Regions from separate parts of the Homo sapiens genome. Here region 1 is linked to region 2. The links are chromatin loops, found by intact Hi-C in ENCODE. Cell type or tissue: HepG2. All regions are shown on one strand. Links, peaks and the distances in the headings refer to the core of each region. The heading gives the core; the rest is flanking DNA.

Region 1 (6,696 bases), core at 947-5,946, 49 kb before region 2:
CCTGGGAGCTCCTCTCAGGTGCAGGGGGCTTGCCAGGGTGAGCATCTCCCTCCAACCACCTTGTGGTGCAGAGGGGCAAACTGAGGCACAGAGAGGGGCAGGGACGGGGCTGAATGGCACAGTCTCAGCGATGGGAGCCAGGTCTGGGGAGCCCAGCTTCAGTTTTCTCTGTCTTTTCCCAGCCTGCCCCAGCCCCATCTCTCACCTCCTGGCACAGCTTCCTGCCCCATCCCTGGATATCCCCAGCCTAACCCAGCTTCTTGCCCAGCCCAAGGCCAGGCAGTAGGCAGACATCTCCATAATTGGTCTGAATTAGGGTGAGGGTGGGTCAGCATTTCTACTCCTTGCTGTCAAGGCTGCTGGGGGTGGCCATGGGAGAAAGGGAAGGTGGGGACAGGGCCACCCTTCCTCTGGCCCCTGCAGGAGTCCCCGGTTCTCAGGGAGATGCAGTCACCTGATACTGGAGGGCCAGCACCATCCCTTTGGCTGTTCCTATCTCGCTTCCTTGTGCTCTGCTCTCCCTGCCTTGGGGAACCCAGGGCTCGCTTGGGCCACTGCAACCTCAGTTTCCCCAGTACATACAAAATAATAAAAAAATTTTTTTTTTGAGACAGAGTCTCGCTCTGTCGCCCAGGCTGGAATGCAGTGGCACCATCTTGGCTCACTGCAACCTTTGGCTCCCGGGTTCAAGCGATTCTCCTGCCTCAGCCTCCCAAGTAACTGGGATTACAGGTGCCCGCCACCACATCTGGCTGATTTTTGTATTTTTAGTGGAGATGGGGTTTCACCATGTTGGCCAGGCTGGTCTCGAATTCCTGACCTCAAGTGATCTGCCCATCTTGGCTTCCCAAAGTGCTGGGATTACAGGTGTGAGCCACCGTGCCCAGCTATAAAATAAAGGTCTTAAGGATCCTTTCAGCCTAGACTCTTGTGATTGGGCACAATAGCCTCCCCAACCCCTTCTCTCCCCAGTCCCATAGAATAGGACCTAGGGAGCCGGACACGGTGGCTTACGCTTGTAATCCCAGCACTTTGGGAGGCCGAGGCAGGCAGATCACAAGGTCAGGAGTTCGAGACCAGACTGGCCAATATGGTGGAACCCCATCTCTACTAAAAATACAAAAATTAGGTGGGTGTGGTGGCAGGCGCCTGTAATTCCAGCTACTAGGGTGGCTGAGGCAGGAGAATTGCTTGAACTCAGGGATCGGAGGTTGCAGTGAGCCAAGATCATGCCGCAGCATTCCCGCCTGGGCGACAGGGCAAGACTCCATCTAAAAAAAAAAAAAAAAGAATAGGACCTAGGGAAAGCTGCTATGTAAAGGTGCCCCGGGGGACACTGGGCAATGGGGAGGGGAAGTGACATCTCTGGACGAATTCAATTGAGGATGGGCATTTAGCATCTGTCTTGTGCTCAGGCTGTGCTAGAGTCCCTCAGATGAGGGGTAGAGAAACGTTTAGGAACTTGACCAAGATCACAGGCACACATTGTCCTGGAATTTGAACCCTGGGCGTTCTGGCTGTGGTGTAGTGCAGCTCATCACAGGAATTCTCCCCACTCTTGGGCCCACTCACTCGTCTCCTGCTGAACACCTGACTGCCAGGTCCTGTGCTGGGATCCATGCGGCCCAGGCCCTGATCCTAGTGAAGAGATGGCCAGAGGAGGCGAGATGGGGCTGGGGGTTGGGGTCAGGGAGCACAGATTCACCAGGCACCCAGACTTATGGACTAGATAACTCCAGACCCACATTCCTGGATGCAATCAGAGGCTGACAAAGAGGAACGGAAGGGTTGCTTGGGCCAGGGGCATCCTTGAAGGAATGAACAAAAAGGTGGATCCCTGCTTCTGTGGCCTTTGTGGCTGATTTGTGGAAGACAATGATAGCGGCGTATTACTACCAAGAAAAGTAAAGGCCAAAGTCCTCATAATGATCTTCAAGGCCTTTGCTCTGTCTGCCCCCCTTCCAATCCTCCTTCAACCTCCTCTCCTCCCCTGCTCCACTCCTCATCCTCACCACTCTTGGAACATTCCAGCTCACTCCTGCTAGCCAAGGACGGCTCTGTTCTTGGGATGGAAGTAGGCAACAAACAGGTTGCTGACATTTTCCTGGTGCAGCAAAGCAAGCACCAGGAAAATGTCAGATAGAGAGGAAATAGCTCTCGGGGCTCAGAAAGTGATACCTGCCAAATAAGGCGCTTTGATAGGCTGAATAAAGACGCAACCTCAAGGTCTCTCTGCCAACCTTTCCCCCATCCTCTCTGTCAATCCTCTGTCTCTCCCAAAGCACAGGAGGAGGCTGTTCTCCGAAGTTCCCTTATCTGCTAGAAACTGGACCCCAAAGAGGAACACGATTGCTTTCGATCCCTTCCCTGAAATTTCATTAACTGGAGATTAAAATTCATATCACAGAGGAAGAGAAAATTAAACACCACATCTAGAGTCCAGACAAACTTTGTCCCAAATGAGTGTTTCTTCTTCGGTCCCACTCAATTTCCAAAGAAAATCATCTGTAAGATAATGTCTGCCTCCCAGGCCCATTAATGCCTCCTAACAGTCATTCACTCCTACAGCCCCGTCTCCCCTTCCCCAGCGAAGAAGCGGATATAAACATCTGGACCTCAATGGATAACTGGGTAATCATTCTCCTATGATTCCCCTGTGCTAGGCATGTTAAATACATTTTTTATGCTTTTTTTCTTCTATTTATCTGCCTATTGTCAGTGCATTTCCGGCAAACCTCTAGAGGGAGAAGGAGAAGCTGTCCTTTGGCCCCTACGTAGCACAGAATTGCTTGGATGGGGTGTATGGAACTCCCTGCTGGAGGGTGCTCCTGAATCAAGGGAGGGGGAATTTGATCTGAGACCTGAAAAGCTAGAAGGAACCCTCCGTACCAGGAGTGGAGGGATGAGCAGTCCCAGCAGAGGCAACAGGGTGGACAAGGGCCTTGATGTGGAAGAAGCTGACAGGTTCCAAGAACAGAATGAGACTAGTGAGCGAGTGGGGCAGTGGGAAGTGGGAGGCGGGGGAGCCAGCAGGGTCTGGGGGCAGTTTGCATTTTATTCCAGTTTGGTGGAAACCATTAAGAGGTTTTAAGCCAGAGAAAAACCTGTTATGTTTTTAAAACCATCATTCTTTCCAGCTTAGGCAACGTGGCAAGACCCCTCTCTACCAAGGGTAAAAAAAGTAGCCGGGCATGGTGGTGCATATGTGCAGTCCCAGCTATGTGGGAGGCTGAGGCAGAAGGATTGCTTGAGCCCAGGAGTTCAAGGCTGCAGTGAGCTATGATTGGGCCGCTGCACCCTAGGCTGGGTGACAGAGCCAGACCTTGTCTAAGAAAAACCTCCCAAACCAAACAAACATCATTAAGGCTGCAGAGTGGAGAACATACCATAGCCCATAGCACTGTGGGTGGGAGTTTGTGGGGGCATGTGTGGCTTGGACCAGTGGGGCTACAGGCAGTAGGACGCAGACTGGTTTGAAACATGGAGGCATGCCTTTTGATGAGTTGGGAAGAGGACTGACATTCCTGTACCCACTTCACATATGGAGAGACTGCAACTCAGAGGCAGTCCCTGCACATGGGGGACTATTGTCCACTTTTCAGATGTAGAAGTTGAGAGGGGGAGGAATTTGTCCGAGTAGATGCAGCTAAGGCTGAATGTTGGTCTCCAGGGCACCCTCCACTCCTGGACTGTCTGCCTTTGTAGGTGTGGCTGGGACTACTCACCGCCTGCCTTTTGCAGACAGGGAAATGGAGACTCAAAGAAGAACAATACTCATAGCGGTGAGCCCGCGATAGAACCCAGGGCCCCTGGTACAAAGTCTAGATTCTCGGTGTCCCTGCTGTAGTCCCTGCCCGCCTTCCTGGCATAGCTATAGAGAGAAGATGAATGTAGCAGAACTCACAAGAGGACAATAATGAACATGGTACCTAATCACACGCTTGCACACTCGGTGCTATGGACGCCCGGGGACAGGGGAAAGATGAGGAGGCTCAGATGTTTGTGGGGAAGTGGGTACGCCCCTGTCTGCCTCCTGCCTGGCTTGATGCCCACAGTGGGTGGGTGTGTATGTGTGCATGTGTATGTGATGGTGCGTGTGCATGCCTGTATAATTGTACATGTGAATGTGGGAGTGTGGTACCCAAAGGAACTCTGTCGCTTCCCCTGGAATGCTGGGCACCAGGGGCACTCGGTGTACCCAGCTACCTGCCTGTTCAGACCCAGTGTGCCCTCACTTCTCTGTCCACTTATCTGCAGAGACCTCTTGGCTTCTGTGCCTTATCTTTAGGCCCTGCTTAGCTTCTCGATGAAAAAATAATTAACCATAGCCTCATTTTCCAAGGCGTCCATCCCGCTCTGCTGGCCAAGTTAAAAATATTCACGAGGAGTAGGGCTGCTGGTGGGAGGAGCTGCCGCTCTGCGTGGGAGGGCAACCAAGGCCACAGAGAGGGGAAGGACGTATTGAAAGGGAGGTCTGGTGTGTGCCTGGACTCGGGGCTTGGAGAGGACAGAGGCCAGGGGCTGGGCTCCGGCCTATTCCCATTGTGGCCTCGCTGTGTGAATTTGGGCAAGTTCCTTGCCCTCTCTGAGCTCTGCTTCCTCCTTTGTTAATTGAGGAATTTGCACTAGAATTCAGTTCTCCCAAAGCATTTCTTCTGCATGTAAACAGGTGACACCCAAAACAAAAACAAATGTACAACAAATGCAAACCAAAAAAAGGCTGTGGTTAATTAAGTTTGGAAAAGGACACCAGGATATATAAAGTTAAATCTGTTTCTTTACTGCTGGGGCTTTTTTTTTTTTTTTTTTTTTTTTTGAGGGGGAGTCTCATTCTGTTGCCCGGGCTGCTGGAGTGCAGTGGCACGATATCACTGCAACCTCCGCCTCCTGGGTTCAAGCGATTCTCGTGCCTCAGCCTCCCGAGTAGCTGGGATTACAGACGCGCACTACCACGTCTAGCTAATTTTTATATTTTTAGTAGAGATGGGGTTTCGCCATATTGGTCAGGCTGGTCTCGAACTCCTGACCTCAGGTGATCCACTCGCCTCGGTCTCCCAAAGTGTCGGGATTCCAGGCATGAGCCACCGCCCCCGGCCTTAATTTAAGCAGGGCTTTTCAGAGCCTTTATTGATTGAAACCTTAATTCTTTGGATAAGTAATACATATGTCCACGGCATCTAATTCAGAAGTTGTGGAAGGCGATTAGGGAGCTCACACCTCTTTCCTGTACCGGTTGTGCCTCCTCTGTTCCTCCCTGGCAGCAGGTACCTGGCAGCTTCTAATGCATAGCGAGACTGTATCGCATGCACCAGCAGATACCGTGTAGACTCGGCCAGTATCATGGTAAGACACCACCGGCCTCCCAGGCAGGAGCGGGAGTATGGATGGCTAGTCACAGCCCGCCCCCAGCATCTCTGGGACCAACACCTGGAGGAATACCCTTTGAGAATTGTGGGGTCCCTGGTCCTCAAGTGCCACGGGAGTTTGCGTAAGAGGGGAGTTGGCAGTGCTGCCCTGCAGGTTCAGACCCCCATCTTGCAGAAAGCCCCCATGACCTCTGCCCATTGCTGTCCCCCGCGGGGCTGTCCTGCGCTCCAGGGAAGCTCCCGCGCCCGCAGTGCATGTGGGGACCCGAGAAGGGCAAGCCCAGCTTGAGTGCCCGCGGGCTGCGCCGGGCGTGAGCGGCTAGCCCCGCACGGGCGGGCGCGCTGTGGGCGTGGGGAGGCGATGCGCGTGGCCCGGGGAAGGTGTGTCGCGGCGCGCGGGGGGTGTGAGCGCGCCTGCCCGCCCCCGCCCCGCCCAGAGGCCGGGCAGGTGTGGGCGGGCGGCCAGGACCCCGCCGAGCCGGGCTGGAGAGCCGGCGGGAAACAGGAAGCAGGGGGAGGCGCAGCCGGACGGCCGGGAGGGAGGGCGTGCAGACGGACGCGCGGGGTGGCCGGGGGCCGGACGCACGACCCGGGGCGGGCGGCAATGTGGGGAGGCCCGGGCAGCCCAGGAGGCTGCGGGGACGGGGGCGGAGCCGGGGGCGCCACGGGCACCGCCCCCCTGCGCCGGCGGAGCCGCCGCCCGAGTGCGGACCCGGGAGCCCGAGGCGACTGTAGCGTGCGGGGTGAGTCGCGGGGAGCTCGGGGCGCGCCCCCGACGGCGGGTCTGCGGACGACGCCCCGGGGGTGCTTGGCCGCACATCTAGCCCTAGGGAGCCCTGGTCGACCCCCGTGCGCCTCTTGCCCGCAGACCCTGAGGACACGGCCATGCCGGGCCGGGCGGAGGCGGGGGAGGCCGAGGAGGAGGCCGGGGCCGGCTCGGGGTCTGAGGCGGAGGAGGACGCGCTGTGGGAGCGAATCGAGGGCGTCCGGCATCGGCTGGCTCGCGCCCTGAACCCGGCCAAGCTCACGCCGTATCTGCGCCAGTGCCGGGTCATCGACGAGCAGGACGAGGAGGAGGTGCTGAGCACCTACCGCTTCCCGTGCCGCGTCAACCGCACCGGTGAGCCGCGGGTCCCGAGTGGGCCACGACCTGGGCCGGCCGTGCCCTGGGGCGCAGCGCCCACAGCCGTGTAGCGCGAAGCTAGGGCTCTGCTGCCCTGGGGCTCGGTCTCCGCATCAGTAGAGTGGGCCGGCTGGGTATGCCCACCAGCCTGCCTCCTCCCCACCCACCACTGCGCCTTGGCGGTCCGCGTTGCCCACACCGGGGTCA
Region 2 (6,696 bases), core at 672-5,671:
TTTCCGGGCTATTATTATTATTAACAGCACCATCAGCAGCCACTCCCTTGTATTGAGGACTGACTCTGAGCCAGCTCTGTGCTCCATCAAGAGGATCACAACACCTGGGGGAGAAGGTGGCATTAGTCTTGTTTCTAGATCTCAGGCAACTGAGGCACTGAGATTAAGCCAGTCTGAGGTCAGCCAGGTTCAAGGTCACTCAGCTGCTGGGTTTGGCTCCAAGGTCTGCAAGCCTTGCTACTACCCAAGCCTGCCCTGCCTTGCCCTGGCTGGGAGGGGCGCCCCAGGCAATTCATACTGGACAAGAGCGGGCTCATTGTCCTGGGGCATGTCCACAGAACTGTGTGTGTACACATGACCAGGGTCATCCGTGTGCCTGGGGTGCCCCCACCCAGGCTTCTGCCCACCTCTAAATTACCTTTGTGTGAATTAGAAAAAGCCCTCTCCCTCCAACTCCTGCAGGTGCAGCTTGAGGGCATGCAGGCTGGGGAGGGGAGTGCAGGCTGGGGAGGGGAGTGCAGGCTGGGGAGGGGAGTACAGGCTGGATTTCCACACCCACTTGCCCCTTGGACAAGCATCCAGGGCAGCGGCATTAATGGGGTATACGCGGCCAGTTGAAGTCCATGCCTGGGACTCTGTTCCTGTCTCCCCTCAGCACTGGCTGACTCCAGCCCATCCTGCAAGACTCTGTTTAGGTGGCTCATGCCTGTAATCCCAGCACTTTGGGAGGCTGAGGTGGGTGACTCACTTGAGGTTAGGAGTTCAAGACCAGCCTGGCCAACGTGGTGAAACTCTGTCTCTACTAAAAATACAAAGATTAGCCGGGCATGGCAGCGGGTGCCTGTAGTCCCAGCTATTCAGGAGGCTGAGACAGGAGAATTGCTTAAACCCAGGAGGCGGAGATTGCAGTGAGCCGAGATTGCACCACTGCACTCCAGCCTGGGCAATGAAGGGAGACTCTGTCTCAAAAACAAACAAACAAACAAACAAACAAATGAACACACAAAAAAGCTGCCACCTCCTCTGGAAAGCCCGCCTGATTCTCCCTGTACCCCCAGGCAGCATGCTTCCCTCTGACTTAGCACCACTCTTTGAAAGACCTGCTCCCTGCTCTGTCTCCCGCCAGAATAGGGGCTGCTGTTGGGGGCAGGAAGCGTTTCTTTCTCATCTCTGTATCCTCAGCCCTAGCATGGTATCTGGCACCAGCAATGAATAAATGAGTGAATGAATGAATGACAAGACAGAGAGAGAAGGAAAGGCTACATTTATAAAGGGCATCACCTTCCCATTCCCTGTTTAATCCTCACGACAGCTCCACGAAGACACGGCCATTAGCATCCCCATTTCACAGAACAGGAGACTGAGGCTGAGGCTCCCCAAGGTTCCTGACTTGCTCAAGGTCATACAGTATGCAGGAGGCAGGTGCTCTGTTCTGCCAGCTTGTCCCAGTGGAGGGCCTTCATGGGGTGGCCCACGGCTCTGGGTGTGGAGGGCCTGGGCCAGCGTCTGCAGTCTGGCTCTGTCCCTCAGTGGCTCCCGTTTCATGGACACATCTGCTCTCATCCGGCTGCCTGATGACTGCACCATGGGCTATATCATTGAGTGCAAGCTGGGCGGCCGCCTGCAGCCCAGCCCCCTCTTTCACTCCCACCTGGAGACCCTGCAGCTGCTGAGGACTGCACAGCTCCCAGAACAGGTGAGCTGGCCTTGGGGGCAGGTGGCAAATGGGAAGGGGAACCAAAGGAACATGGGGTCCCCCCAACCCTCCCTCCTGGCGTTTGAAAGAAACCTGGAACTCCAGATTATGGGTCTTGGGTATTCCCTATTGATGGGGAAACTGAGGCCTAGGGTGGCAAAGGACACCCTAAGGGTACACAGGGACTCAACCCCTTCACCTCTAACCCTCAAGGATTAGCATTTGTGAAGCTGAAATTCTTTGATCTGGTCCTCAAATGCCGGGAAGGACCTGAACAAATGAGATGAGGTTGTCTTCAGGTTCCCACCACCCTGCTCTCCACCCATACCTCTACTCAGTCTTCCATCCTCCCCACATTCCTCCCGGGGAGCCCAGCTGGCTCTTCTAATTTTACCTGTTAGGAGCCCCTTCCTTCATCAAAACTCCCCTATCCATTGCTCAGTGCTGTTCCTGCCAACCCTGAGGTTACCGGGATGGAATGGGTCTTTGGGGGGACGCTCAGCATTATGTTAGGCTGGGGGAGGAGGGGGACCCCATCCCACCACCTGGCAGGTGATACAGGTCCAACTGGCTCTGCCTCGGAGAGGCTGCCCTCTGACACTGTAGATGGTCCTGGCTGGGAGCGTCCCCGGGATCTCCTGCCCAACAGTGTGACAGAAACTCAACGTGAACTGGCTAACCTGAAAAGGAAATTGTTGGCTCACATAACTGAGAAGCTCTCCCCCAAGTTGGCCCATCCTCAGGTGGGCTCAGCCCTCATGTTGGCAAGATGGCAGCCCCAGCTTTCCCCCCACTATCGGAGGAGAGCGCCTCCTTCCTTCAGATCCCCGGGCTGGCGTTCATTGATTTGATGACTGGGCTTGGGTCAGGTGACCCATCTCCTACCAGCACCTGGAGTTAGTGTTGATTGGCCAGGCCTGGAACTGGGGTGTGAGGTTGGTCCCATTAGGATGGCAGGGCCTGAAGCCAGGAAAGAGAGGCAGATTTGAGGCAGCCCAAACCAGGGCATCCTAATGGTTAGGGTATCCTGAGTACCCACAATGCCAGGCACCACACTGGGGTCCTTCCCTTCTTTTTTTTTTTGAGATAGAGTCTCGCTCTGTTGCCCAGGTTGGAGTACAATGGCACGATTTTGGCTCTCTGCAACCTCCACCTCCCGGGTTCAAGTGATTCTCCTGCCTCAGCCTCCTGAGTAGCTGGGACTACAGGCACCCACCACCATGCCTGGCTATTTTTAGTAGAGACAGGGTTTCACCATGTTGGCCAGGCTGGTCTCGAACTCCTGACCTCAAGTAATCCACCTGCCTCAGCCTTCCAAAGTGCTGGGATTACAGGCATGAGCCACCGCACCCAGCCACCCTTCTTTAACTCTCTGGTTCCTCACAGTAGTCACATGAGGTCAGTACTAACATTATCCCCATTCTATAGATGGGGAAAATGAGACCCAGCGAGCTGAACTGACCACGGCACACAGCTAATATGGGGCAGAGGGGCACTGGAACCCTAGCTGGGTGGTCCCTATGCCCACAGTCTTTAACCACTGTGCTCTACAGCCTCTGAGCTGAAATCATGATCCATGTCGTCACTGCCTGGTGGAGTAGGGGCTCCGGGTGAAGAGGGATGTGCCAAGGCCCTCCAGTGAGTCTCAGAAAACCTCCATTCTAGTCCAGGCTTGCAGCTTACTGGAAAGCTGCCTTTTCCTGTTGAGCCTCAGTTTCCAAATCTGTAGATGGGGGTATTGTTCCAGCTTCTCAGGGGAGCTCAACTCTTGAGGGAGCAAATGGGATTAAGGGCATGGCAGTGCTCTTCCAGCTGTGAAGTGCCTTGGGGCGTGGGGTGGGCTCCCACCACCAGCGGGGAATTTCAGGTTCCCGGGCAGCTTTCCCTGCAGCTTAAAACCCCTCCTCCACCTGTGCCAGGATGCTGCCCCCTTGTGGGGATCCCCAGTGTGATGCCCCAACACTCTTCTATCTCCCTGCCCAGGTCACCCTCAGCTACGGTGTCTTTGAGGGGAAACTCAACGTCATTAAGCTACAGGGCCCCTTCTCCCCGGAGGAGGACCCCTCCAGGTGGGTCTGGGGGCTGGAACCTTGGATGGGAGGAGTGGGGGCTGAGTCCAGGCATCCAAACATGGGGGAGCTGGGAGGGAGTGGAGTGGGACAGGCTTTGGTGGCTGACAGCACAGAGCTAGGAGTGGAGGGAGTGGATTTCAGTTTCTGACCCTGCCACTGGCTTGCTGTGTGACCTTGGGCAAGTGTCTTGCCCTCTCTGGGATTCGGTCTCCCATTAGTAACACCTGGAGGCTGGCCATGATGGATCTGAAGAGCTCTCCCAGCCCCAATCCTCTGGGGTTCTTTGGGAGTCCCTGGAAGGCTGAAATGCCTTCCCTGAGCACAGGCAACGCTCTCATGGTGGAACTTCAGGCTCTGGTGGGGGATTTTTATTTTATCTCTTTTGGACTCCTTGTTTCTTTGATACTCTTAAATGCTTCTTTTAGGCAGGTAAAGGGTTGGAATAACACCTTCCAGTTCTGCCCAGAACTGGCCACGGGGAGATGGGCCACCCAAATCCGCTCCTGACTGGTCTAGAGCAGTCTTGGAGCATAGCCTGTGATATGCAGCTTCCTTTCCACACACCAGCACCTGCCAGCTGTGGCTTTTTTTTTTTTTTTTTTTTTTTTTGAGATGGAGCCTCGCTCTGTTGCCCAGGCTGGAGTGCAGTGGTGCGATCTCGACTCACTGCAACCTCCGCCCCCCGGGTTCAAACAATTCTTCTGCCTCAGCCTCCCGAATAGCTGGGATTACAGGCGCCTGCCACCATGCCTGGCTAATTTTTGTGTTTTTAGTGGAGGCGGGGTTTCACCATGTTGGCCAGGCTGGTTTCGAACTCCTGACCTCAAGTGATCCGCCTGCCTTGACCTCCCAAAGTGCTAGGATTACAGGCATGAGCCGCTGCCCCCGGCCCAGCTATGGCTTGTGATTCTGGCCAGGGGTGGCGGGATGGGGGTGGAGAGGAGTTGGGGGAGGGGACACATGGACTCTGGGCCCATCAGTCCAACCCCAGAACTGATGCTTGACCCCTTCCCAGCATCTCTGCCAACTGATGGGCTGGCTTCACCTTGCATGCCTACAGCCATGGGGAGTTCCTCCCTCCTGTGGCAGTCTGTTCCATCTCTGGGCAGCTGGACTAGCCCCAACCCTTCTATTTGCATTTCTGCTCCTTGTAGTGACATGCAATGGGTCTGGGAACTGGGGAAGGAGCCCTGATTCTGCCTTTGGAGACTTAGCAGGGACTCAGGGAGGTAACGAGTAGAGGAGGGCATGAGGTGAACTCTGGGCCCACTTGAGTGACAGAGACTTGTCCAGAGGGAGTCCTGGGGGACGGGGAGTCTGGGACACTGTGTGTGTAGGGGATGAGGGTGAGTATGCCAGTATAGGTTGTTATGGGAGAGTAAGTCAGAGCCCTGATGTTGACTGGGGAGTAGGGGCTGGCCGGGGAAGGCTTCTGTGAGGAGGTAACGTGAAGGACCTGAAGGGCTAGCAGGAGTTCGCTAGGAGAAGAGCAGGTGGCAGATCACTCCCGCAGAGGGGACAGCATATGCAAAGGCCTGATAGCAGGAGACAGGCCTTGACCTGCTCAAGGTAGGAACGGGAGACTGTGTGACTGGAATGTGGAGAAGAGGAGGGAATGGTGTCAAATTTGGTTGGGGACGTGGCAGGGGCCTCTCCAAGGCCTTTGTAGGCTCTGTCTGGACGCTTGTGATGCTTGGAGGAACCAGGGCCCCTGGCCCTGACGTTCTGCAGTGCTGCCTGTCCTGGGGCAGAGGGCTCCCATGATGCTGAGGGCCCTTGCGGCCAAGGCTGCGTTGAACAAGTTGGATATTACAAGGAGATAGAATTTGGCTCGATATAGGAACAAAAATTCAAAATTCCAAGACGAACGAAGCTGCCTTCTAGTAGGATGAGCTCCCCGTCAGCAGTGTGTAAGCCGTAGCTATACTGACAAGAGGTTTAAGAATTGCTGTTAAATTTCCTCAAAGCTTGAAGATTCTAGAAGTCATAGATTACTGCCAAATGGGTCTGGAGCCACCTAGAGATTCAGATGCATGTGATCAGATGATTGGCCTCAGCTGAGGTCTCTTTATGGCTTCTCTGGCTTTTGAAGTTTCTCCAAACTAGCGGTTCTCAAGTGGGGGTGATTTGTCTCTTAGGGGACGTCTGGCAATGTCGGAGACATTTTTGATTCTTATGATTCAGGAAGATGCTACTGGAATCTTGTGGGTAGAGCCCAGGAATGCTGTTAAATATCTCGCAAGGCACAGGACAGCTCCACAACAAAGAATTCTCTGGCCCTAAGTGTTAGTGGTGTTGAGGTAGAGAAACCCTGCTCCAAACCGCCTCTGTGGCATGTGTGCACCTAGGAGAGTGGGCTGAGAGCAGAAGTGGGGGGTGACCATCCTGTCCTTTTCTGGTCTCTCTGCAGATTTCGCTCCCTCCATTGTCTGCTCTATCCAGATACACCCTGGTGTCCCCAGCTGGGTGCCCGATGAATCCTGAACTGCTGGGCAAAGGTTGGGCAGAGACTTCTGGGTGTGCCTTGGCTCCCAAGGTGGCACTGTGGGTCCCTGGCAAGTGTCTTGTGATAGGCAGTCCCTGGCAGGGCCTTCGGGTGGTTGGCAAGCCCAGGATCTGAGTGGCAATTGGCACTGAAGGCACCCCAGGCCCCTGGGAGGTGAGTTAGACAGCCCAGGGGACCAGGTGGACCAGGTGGTGGCCAGAGAGGCTCCAGGGGCTAGACTCCCTCAGGAGGCTGAATTGAAAAAGGGCAGGGGGCACTTGAGCTGGGCTGGGGCTCAGGGGTCCTAACCCTTTAGGCAGTGACATGGCCTCTGGGTGGGGTCTGGCCGTTGGCCCTGGCTAATGTCTCTCAGTCATTCCCCTGGGGCTCAAGCGCTGGGCCGCCCACTCCTGCCTCCCTCATCTGTGTCCCGAGTTCCTGAA

What was found. Hi-C counts contacts between places; a loop is a spot of excess contacts. Peaks named below come from ENCODE experiments on the same cell type or tissue, not always from the same donor. Only the 100,000 strongest peaks of a DNase experiment are listed, where the experiment ranks them.
Region 1: a loop joins it to region 2, with 2.0 times the contacts of the local background. A loop is called at or near these places in 7 of 110 quality-filtered maps.

What each region holds. Positions count from the first base shown.
Region 1 is chr22:37,518,756-37,525,451 of GRCh38, reverse strand. It overlaps CARD10 (caspase recruitment domain family member 10), which reads left to right and starts at 6,037. Exons shown (of 20, transcript NM_014550.4): 1 at 6,037-6,486. The coding sequence starts at 6,252. In HepG2, for the core only: no CTCF peak of the experiment used is centred there; a DNase peak (open chromatin) is centred at 3,801; H3K4me3 peaks cover 1,611 bases.
Region 2 is chr22:37,469,512-37,476,207 of GRCh38, reverse strand. It overlaps MFNG (MFNG O-fucosylpeptide 3-beta-N-acetylglucosaminyltransferase), which reads left to right. Exons shown (of 8, transcript NM_002405.4): 6 at 1,531-1,696; 7 at 3,680-3,765; 8 at 6,179-6,696. The coding sequence ends at 6,245. Among named protein-coding and RNA genes, the nearest start is that of MFNG, 14 kb to the left of the region's middle. RefSeq lists an enhancer at 6,464-6,696. In HepG2, for the core only: a CTCF peak has its summit at 3,627 (motif pointing left); a DNase peak (open chromatin) is centred at 3,627.